2 separate regions of the Homo sapiens genome follow, and region 1 is linked to region 2. A link is a contact called in ENCODE Hi-C data. All regions are on one chromosome and are shown on one strand. The core of a region is the stretch at or near the end of the contact, and the rest is flanking DNA. Distances in the headings are between cores, read along the strand shown. Region 1 holds the start of JAG1 (jagged canonical Notch ligand 1). Region 2 holds the start of RRBP1 (ribosome binding protein 1).

Region 1 (5,075 bases), core at 1,821-4,320, 7.0 Mb after region 2:
GTTCAGAACTGCTATATGTTGTTGACTAGATAAAAGTGGGGCAAGTTTTCTGGGAAAAGAAAAAATGAGGCATCCATCATCTTTTTAGAATTAAAGGAAAAGATATCCAAGGATGATGTTTGAGCACACGAGACAGGTCAGATAGTAACTGACTACAAGCCTCTCCCCTTCTCTCAGGTGTAGGTATGACAGCTAAAGATGGCATTTTCCACAGGAAGGTTGTTCTGGAATATTCATTTACACTTGGAGGCTATACCCCAAAGCAGGACAAGCCCTGCCAAGGGGGAATCTCTGTATTTCAGTTCTCTCGGCAGCAGTTCCTCATTCTCTAAGGAGGGGGCCTGACAACCGGCTTCAAGGAAGCAGAGGATAGAGCTTCCACTCAGTGTCTGTTGTGGTAAACGTGACTGGCTTTTTGGGGGAGTCCCAATTATTTGGAAGAGCCCCAACTGAAAATTTTCAAAAGAATTCCCTCTAGCCCACAACTGCCTTCTCTAAAAGTGGGTTCCCAGGCTCAGGAAGGGTGTGGGACTCTGTGCTATGTGACATAAAAATTTTGTGTTTATCAGTGATTTGACATTCTTGTTAGGTGTAATCAGGTAGTTTTCACCTCTCAGAGTTTATATTTTCTTTCCTATCAGTCAAATGGGCTAAATTCACTGGTGGACTGGAGGTGACACCAGCTTGCATGTGGCCCAGATTGCAACTGGTGGCACCTGCAATCTCAGGTAGCCCTTCTAGGTGAAGCCAGGTGGAGATCTAAACACTTTAACTAAAGGTCTGGCTCCGCAGCCTCTTTCCTGAGAGCTGTGGGGGGCACAAGGCACAGAATTAAAACAGGGTCCGACATAGGGAACTCCAAGGAGTGTGCTCTTTAAGATCACACCAGCCTTTTTCAGCACCATTTTGCCTTTTTTTTTTTTTTTTTTTTTTTTGAGATGGAGTCTCGCTCTGTCGCCAGGCTGGAGTGCAGTGGCATGATCTCAGCTCACTGCAACCTCCGCCTCCCAGGTTGAAGCTATTCTCCTCTCTCAGCCTCCCGAGTAGCTGGGACTACAGGTATGTGCCACCACGCCCAGCTAATTTTTGTATTTGTAGTAGAGACCGGGTTTCACCATGTTGACCAGGATGGTCTCAATCTCTTGACCTCGTGATCCACCCGCCTCGGCCTCCCAGAGTGCTGGGATTGCAGGCGTGACCCACAGCTCGCGGCCCATTTTACTTTTAAACCGTTATTTAGCACCCAAACTCAGGGATACTTGGGAGTAGAAATTAGAACGGGACAGATAAGTGGGGAGACTGGTGTTGATGGAAACCTCAGTGAGAAAAGTGTAGATGGGATTACAGTTGACAACTGGTTGCCTTGATTTAGGATAATTGGGGAAAGGGAGGCTGGGGCACATTGAAACACCCAGGTTGTCGCTGCCTACCCCAGCTGCTAACATGACCAGCTGTAAACTTGCTCTGTTCTTAGAAACCTCCCTTCCAAAACATGGATTCTCCCGCCAGTGCTCAAGATGGGACACATTACCACTAAGTAAGCACTTTTCTTAGGAGCATTTCTTAGGCTGTTAAAATGCCAAGACTCCTAACCATCCTTGGTAGCTTTGAACCTATGTAAAGAGGTCAGTTAGCTGCCCTAGTTTATTCCTCAGAATGATGAGATTTGGCACTGAAAATATTGTTCATACTGAGCCTCCCATCAAATGCAATAAGTAGATAACCACAAATACCCACCCTTTTATGCTCATAACTCAGCATGTTGGAAACTATTTTCCCTTGACCTATTGCCAGCCCATCACGCCCCACACCCAGGAGAACTCAAGCCCCAAACCGGCCGCTGAATAGTCACGCTTTTCTGCAGGACATACCTACTATTAGGGCCAAAACTTTGTCCACCCTTCAAAGGAAGTCGATGTTTCCATATAAAGGTCCCCTCAAATGCAACAGCAAGCCCGTGGGAGAGGGGTTAGCAGAGGCTACGGCCAGCCCACGGGCTTTCTTCGACCTTGATTATGACCAGGAGTGTAGCTGTTAATTGCGAGGCTTGCCTCAAGGTGGAAAACAGTATCGGTTTCCACTGCCACCCCAGAGAAGGCAAGTTCCGCGGCTGGCGGTGCTGGGGACACGGTCCCTCCCAGGCCCATCTCTTGCCACCCAGAGAGCTGCTCGGAGGCCGCCTACAGGTGCAATCCCGGCACTGCGGCCGGGGCGTCGGGCCGGGGAGGGCGTCCAAGCCCACCAGCATCTCCGCCGGCCCTTCCCAAAGCCTGAACAGGGCCCCGGCGTGCCCGCCGCCTTCTACCCCCGGTTTCCCCGCGCCTCTGCCCCGGCGCGGTTTGGATAGGAAGCTGGGAGCCCTCCCAGGCTCCGCAGACTCGGATTTGGGAGGGGGTGGGACGCGGCCGAGGCTTCCCCTCGAATCTGCGGCAAGCCTGGCTCCAGGAAAGTTTTTCAAAGTTCCCAGCAGCGTCTGCCCAGGTCGCCTCCGCGGGGCGAGCAGACGGCGGCAAGCGCGCCAGCCTCGCCGCCGCCTCTGCCGCCAGCAGAGCGCTCTGGGCGGCTCGCTCGCGGGAAGCGGGCCGAACTCCCGGCGGGCAGGCAGGCCCTCCTCCCGGGGCGAAAGCCGCAGCTGACGCAGGCGGTTCGGAAGGCGGAAGCTGCCCCGCTCCGACCGCTCAGTCAGCGCCGCGGCGCCTACACCTGGGGCCCCGACGCGCGGGCAAAGGCGCACGGCCCGGGGCGCCCGAGGGGGCGGTCCCCGCTGGGGGCCTCCAGGCGTCCCTGAGCAACGATCCCTTCCAAGTACCTCCCCGCACTCTCCCTTCCCTCCTGGCCCGAAGCTCCCGAGGGCGGGGGTTGGTGTGGGGCCCTGGTTCTTCTACGCCGCCCTGAGCATCCCGCTGCCCCCAACCCCTTCCAAGTTCCTCCTCGCACTACCCCCTCCCCAGCAACGTGAAGGGGAGGGGCGTGCCCAGGGTGAGCACGCCCTCTCATGAATATTAATAAGCGCGCATGCGCCCTGCCCGGCGTGCTGGGTAGAGGTGGCCAGCCCCGGCCGCTGCTGCCAGACGGGCTCTCCGGGTCCTTCTCCGAGAGCCGGGCGGGCACGCGTCATTGTGTTACCTGCGGCCGGCCCGCGAGCTAGGCTGGTTTTTTTTTTTCTCCCCTCCCTCCCCCCTTTTTCCATGCAGCTGATCTAAAAGGGAATAAAAGGCTGCGCATAATCATAATAATAAAAGAAGGGGAGCGCGAGAGAAGGAAAGAAAGCCGGGAGGTGGAAGAGGAGGGGGAGCGTCTCAAAGAAGCGATCAGAATAATAAAAGGAGGCCGGGCTCTTTGCCTTCTGGAACGGGCCGCTCTTGAAAGGGCTTTTGAAAAGTGGTGTTGTTTTCCAGTCGTGCATGCTCCAATCGGCGGAGTATATTAGAGCCGGGACGCGGCGGCCGCAGGGGCAGCGGCGACGGCAGCACCGGCGGCAGCACCAGCGCGAACAGCAGCGGCGGCGTCCCGAGTGCCCGCGGCGCGCGGCGCAGCGATGCGTTCCCCACGGACGCGCGGCCGGTCCGGGCGCCCCCTAAGCCTCCTGCTCGCCCTGCTCTGTGCCCTGCGAGCCAAGGTAGGAGCCCTTCTCCGGGCCTCCCTCCCAGCCGTCCTCTCCCTCCCCTCGCGGCGCCCTGGGCGGTTGAGCCCCGCGAGCAGGCTCGGCAGCCCTCGAGCGCCCGACTCCTCGCCCCTGCGCCCGAGCGGCTGCACCTGGGCTGAGCGCGCCAACTCCCCCACGGGAGCCCCTGCCTCCTGAGGGTGACCCCTCCAGGCCGGACAGGGGCGCGTTCGCTCCGCTGTTGCCCCCCGGGAAGTCGTCGGATTTCTTCCGCACTCGTGCATTTTTTTTTTTTTTTGCCCCGGAATCATGTTGAGTCCTTGAACGTAGTTTCGCAAAATTATTTTCACTCGGCGAGGAGGGCTCGTCGGGGCGGGGAGTGGGAGGGAGTCGCCACCTCTATACTCGAAGAAAACAGCTTTCTCCCGCGCTGACCTACCTCCTTCCCTCGCCGGCAGGTGTGTGGGGCCTCGGGTCAGTTCGAGTTGGAGATCCTGTCCATGCAGAACGTGAACGGGGAGCTGCAGAACGGGAACTGCTGCGGCGGCGCCCGGAACCCGGGAGACCGCAAGTGCACCCGCGACGAGTGTGACACATACTTCAAAGTGTGCCTCAAGGAGTATCAGTCCCGCGTCACGGCCGGGGGGCCCTGCAGCTTCGGCTCAGGGTCCACGCCTGTCATCGGGGGCAACACCTTCAACCTCAAGGCCAGCCGCGGCAACGACCGCAACCGCATCGTGCTGCCTTTCAGTTTCGCCTGGCCGGTGAGTGACTACTCGGGAAGGAGGCCGGGCGGAGCCTCACACCCGCGCCTGGCCGAGCCCTGTTATCCCTTGCGAGAGGGATTTAAAGGGCTTTGGCTTGAAACTAGGCGCTAACTGGGGAAATCTCTAGGGGTGGCGGGTGAGGGAGCCGGGACACTATAGTTAGATCTCGGCTGGGGTAGTCGAGGTGGGTCCCATTCCTGCTGCTATTTGCTTAGTGCACAAAAGTGGGGATCCCAGAGGGTTTATGGGACCAGGCTCCTAGGAAGGCCGGTGTAAACTTGCAACTTGAAGTTCCCAGAGTAACTCTCCCGGCCCCAAGCCAAGAGATCGTTGTAGCTGATCTCTTTGCTTAACTAATTAAACCTGGTGCGCCGTGGAAGGCGACTCGGCGCAGTTCTGGCCTGCGAACGCCGTCCAAATTGGCAACCTCCCCTTTCCCGTGAACGGCCGGGAGGGCGGGTGTGTCCTTCCTGGAGGGTGTGGGGGAGTCCGTTTCCCGCTGCTCCCCGGGAGATTTTAGTGTGTGCGGGGGCGCTCTCCAGGTTCGGCTTAAGGGCCGGGGGCGGCCGCCGCAGGAGGAGGTTCTTGGGGCCCTCACAGGAGCTGTAGACCTGGGAACCCCCGCCCGCTGCTGGCCCCTTCCTGCCCCCGCCCCCGAGTGGTGTAGCTCTTGTGGCCTCACTTCCAGCGGTTCCCGGGCTCTG
Region 2 (4,632 bases), core at 86-2,585:
ATCATTAATGGGCTAAGGAACCGCCAAGATTAAAAATAGGAATGAACAGTTTAATTTCAACCCAATCGCTCTTTATTCCCCATGAAGGCTTGTATTTTTCACATCTTTCTAACAACAGCTAGTACAGTACTAGTGACAAATGGGGACAGGGAAGATTGAAAATTGTCCAAGAAATAGATGTTAGGCACGGGATTCTGCAGCAACAGGAGCTAGGGAAGTGATGGGGGGCAGTCTAGGCAGCCTTTGGTCGCTCAGAATCCAAAATTCCAAAGAAGCTGGCTTTGGCTCAAGTTCAAAGGGTTGGCTTTAAGAGACGCTGACATAATGGTTAAAAATCAAGCCTAAAATTATTTTAATTTAAAGACTTGACTAATTATGAAGACTGAGTGTTGGCTGATATTGGGGAGAAAGTCAGGGAATGAGGAAGTACCAGTTGCTCCGTTTTGTGGGACACGGATGAGTTTTCTTAGGTTAGAACCTCTCACCTTCCCCAACGCATGGAATAAAACGCCACAGAGTGGATTGTAATTATTGCTCTGCCGGCTGTGATTTGGTTGAGTATCTTAAATAGACCGTGCCTCAGTTGTACCCTCCCTAACAACGAGGGCGATGACATCCGCTTCAATTCCTCGTGCACCTTCTGGCTCTTCCACCCCAATTCCTCCATTTACTGAAGGAAATTCCTTCTGGTGCTGATTGCAATCTCTTTGATGATAAGAACTTGCTCTCCCTGGGCTGACCCCCAGCAGAGCTTGTCCTCATACCCGGCGGCCCGAGGGGGCGCTGCTTCGGGGGAAGTTAGTTGGGTTTAAATAAAGCAGCTTCCTTGGCTGTTCGCGGTTGCGCAACCCTGTTCAGCCACCGCCATGTCAGCCCAGCGGTATCCAGAGGCGCAGGCCCGGGGTCGCCGGGACCCGAACCTTCTGCTTCCCGCCTAGGCAGAGCCGGATCCTAGTCAGAGACTGCTGGGAGCGCCGCGGGCCCAGAGTGGGCGGAGCTGGCCGGAGACCCCCCCCTCGGTGGGCGGGGCGTTCCTGCTCCGCCCCGCCCCGCGCACGGCCGAGCGCCGCGCCGCTCGGCCCCGCCTCTCCCCAGCCCTGCCCCCTTCACCTCCCCGCAGCTCCTCCCCTCTCCCATTGGCCGAGGTGGAGACCCTCCTCTCTGCCCAATGGCCGCCGCCGCGGCTCGGCCACCCGCGTCCTGACTGGCCAGCGACCGGCAGAGTGGCGGGGTGCGGACCAATGGGAAGAGGCGGCTCGATGAATGGCTGGCCCGGGTGGGGAAGGCAGGAGGCGGCGATCCCGGCGGAGGGGGCCGTTCGCCAGCTCTGAGGCAGAAAGTGCCACGACTCCACACGCGCGCACGCAGCCAGCGAGCGGCCGGAGCGGACGGCAGACGGGGCGGGCGGCGTCAGGGTCGCAGCGTCTACAGCTGCTCGGGGGCGGTTTCTTGGCGGAGGCTTGGCCGGCTCCTCTCTCCCGGCTCCGCGGCGGCTGCGAAGGCGGCGGCTCCTGCCCTCTCGCTTTCCCTCTCGCGTCTCTGGCTGCAGGTAAGAAACTTGGCCGGGCCCTGCAGCGGCCGCGCGCGGGCCGGGCCGTCGGGGGGCCGGGGCCGGCCGCGCTGCGCCGCGAGTGACACGTCTCCTCGGCGGCCCCTCCCCCGGCCCGCCCGCCGCCCGCCGCCTGCCGCCGCGGCCGTGCACCATCGGGGTCGGGGTCGGACTCGGGGCGGGGGTGCCGGGCAAGCGCCGTACCGGGGCGTAGGCAGGGCGCGCCCCGTGGTGTGGACCCCGCGGCCCTCGCCGTCCGGGGAGCTGCGGCGGCAGACGGGCGCGACGTGGCGACCGCTCCCTGCCTCCCTCCCTCCCGGCAGGGCCGTCGGGCCGGCCAGCGCGCTCCGAAGTTGGGCGAAGAAAGTTGGCGGCGGGGCGGGGCGGGGCGGCGCACAGCTGGCGGAGGAAGGGGTTAAGTTTCGGGAAGCCGCCGGATGACGTTGCCGGGCTGGAGTCCGGGCCGGAGGGGTGGGGTGCGGGCGGAAGGCGGCGGAGGCCGGCCGAGGGGAGGAGGGCGGGATTGAATGGGGGCCCACGGGCCGAGCGCGCCGGTCCCGGGCCGCGGCCCGCTGGCGCTTCGCGGGGCTGGGACGGCCCCCGACGGGGCGGGCCGGGGCCGCAGGGCTCGCGGCGCAGGGACCGGGTCTGTCCATGGCACGGACGCCGGGCGGCCGCGGTGGCAACTTCCCGGAGTGCGGGAGGCGGCTCCCTGCTCCCCCTGGCGGCGGGGCCGGGGCCACCGTTTCCCCGGCTGGGCTGCGCGGAGCCTGGCTCGAGGGCTCCCGGCGGGGGGACGAGGGCGCCCGGGGCCCGGCCCGCCCCGCCCGCGGCCACGATGAATGGGCCGGCGGTGCCAGCCCCGGGCGGAAGCGGACACCTCCGGGCCGGCCAAGCGCGCTGGCACCCGGCCTGGTGCCCGCCCCGGCCCGGCCGGCTCTCCCGCTGCGCCCTGATTAGGGGAGGCAGGCCGGGGTCTGCGCTTCCAGTGGGGCGCCCGCAGTGCTTCAGGGACCCCTCTCCGAATGATAAGTCGCGAGTTTTAGCTCTAGAGTGCCCCGGCTGGCGAGGGTGACCCCGACCAAGTTGTTTCGTTCGGGGTCTCCATTTCCTGGTCTGCAAATCGGGGCTCCTGTTAGCTTCGATTTGCGAGGAAAGCTGTGGAGACCCAGCACTTGTAGGAAGGAGCCACAAGTGTTGGCTGTTCAGTTGGGATGCTTTTGTTGGGGGGTGCTGGACACGGGAGGAAGGTGGGGCCTGGCTCCGGCACTGCGGCGGGCGCGGGGCTGCAGAAGTTGCACAGCCGGGGTTCTACACCCCGGACCACGTACTGGCCGCCTACTCGCAGGTCCCATAGCCCCTCTGAATCCTAGTTTCTTATCTGTGGCCTGAAGACAGCACCACCCACTCACAGGGTCGGGAACCACGCCGGGAAGTGCTGGGACCTTGTACAAACAGAAGGCAATTTGGCAATTACTCTGAGAGGTCAGAGGTTAGGAGAGACTGGGAAGCACCAAGGAAATGAAACTCTGAGGGACCTGAGGAGCCTCCCACGTCACTGCTCAGCTATTCACTCTGCGTGCTGGAACCTTCAGGGTAGGGGCCATCTGGATGGCATTTTCAGGAATTTGGAGAAATGGGCCTGGTAGGGCCTCATATCTCACATTAGATACCTCTTCAGAACTGGGTGTCCCCAGAGACCCAGGACGTCTGTCTGGCACTCCCAGGAAGAACAACTGCGAATGTTACCCCGCCCTGTGCAGCTGGGGGGCATTCTCCCACTGCCCCGCCTCCCTCCTCACACTCCTTGTTTGATTTAACTTCCTGTTAATCCGACACCTAGAGAAATCTGTGACCCTGCAGCATGTCACTTACTGTGTGATGTCTTGACTCGTTTACGAACTTGCCAAAGGTCACTCCCACTATCATATGCCAACCTCTTTCCCTTCCAGAAAGAAGCTTCCGGTTCTGAGGTCCTGGAGGTGCCATTTCCCTCTCTGTTGAAGCAAAGGCCGGGGCAGACCTCCTAGTAGGTGAAGTTTTCCTTTTACATGGAGCACCGCAAAGCCGGCTTGCAGGGATCTTGGGCCAGTGGAGGCCTGGAGGAGGCTAAGGTTGGGGGAGGGGAAACCAGAAAGGGATCTTGGGGTTTAGGAGAGGGTTTAGAGCTCTAGGCACTATAACAACTCTCACCTTTCATACTTAGGAATCTGCCTCTGAACATTTACAGAGAGATTAAGAAGTTACAGTGGTTCATGGTATATGAGTATTTTTTGGTGATGGAAGAGTTTTAAATAAATCTTAAATCAAGTCACATTTGAGCAATTATGCTCTTTAATGAAATGAGCCCTAACTCAACAGGCTGCAATAATTACATAGCAGCAAACTCAGTTTAAATGGTTGAATGCCAGTGATTGAATTGGAGTATTGATTTATTATGTAGCAGGGACACCTTTTAAAAGTGTCGGGACCCCAGACTCTTCTTGTCTTTTTAGCCCTGGGAATTTTAACTAATAGATGAATGACACATAGAGGATCAACAGTTCTGTTGAGACAGCAAGTTTTTCTTTGCTAAAATCTTGTTTCAGGAGAAACAAAAATAATGGTCAAGTCAGAATGATGAAGGCAGGGACTGTGCTGTCCGTCTGTGCATGCTGGGCCTGCAGTGGTTAAGGCCTGGCCTATAACATCATAAATATTGGTTATACCAGGCGGACAGCGCCCCCATACCTGTTAAACTATTCCCAGCTGTCTCATTGGATAAATGAAGCTTAGCCCAACTTGGTTTTTAAGGTTCACTTTTTAGAATCAGATTCCACAACTGTGGTTTACATTTAGGCCTTAAAATAACCCTGTTCTAGGGGGTGGGAATGGTTGTCACCCATTCAGTGGATGAGAATGTGGAGGTCCAGCTGGTCAGAAGGTTGTCAGGCCAGTTCCTGTTGCCCAGTTGCTAGGCGATGTGGGCCCGGCCTTCCAAATGTTCCCTCCTGGCTATATACCTCCACCTTCCTGGGGCAATAATTACCCAAGGGAGGACACAGAACGTGAAGATCAAAATTAAGAGCTTCAGTGGCAGGAAG

The links. Hi-C counts contacts between places; a loop is a spot of excess contacts on that map. Pooled maps may share reads with other maps.
Region 1: a loop to region 2 is called in a pooled map, with 15 times the contacts of the local background. The contact joins the promoter of JAG1 here to the promoter of RRBP1 in region 2. A Hi-C loop is called at or near these places in 2 of 37 single-sample maps with no recorded cell type and 7 of 50 pooled maps.

Annotation. Positions count from the first base shown.
Region 1 is chr20:10,671,994-10,677,068 of GRCh38, reverse strand. It overlaps JAG1 (jagged canonical Notch ligand 1), which reads left to right and starts at 3,070. Exons shown (of 26, transcript NM_000214.3): 1 at 3,070-3,619; 2 at 4,063-4,368. The coding sequence starts at 3,539. RefSeq lists a silencer at 2,448-2,847.
Region 2 is chr20:17,678,945-17,683,576 of GRCh38, reverse strand. RRBP1 (ribosome binding protein 1) reads left to right here and starts at 1,335. Exons shown (of 25, transcript NM_001365613.2): 1 at 1,335-1,549; 2 at 3,502-3,578. RefSeq lists enhancers at 665-724, 1,978-2,650, 2,842-4,041 and silencers at 1,005-1,424, 1,655-1,984, 2,015-2,064, 2,095-2,404.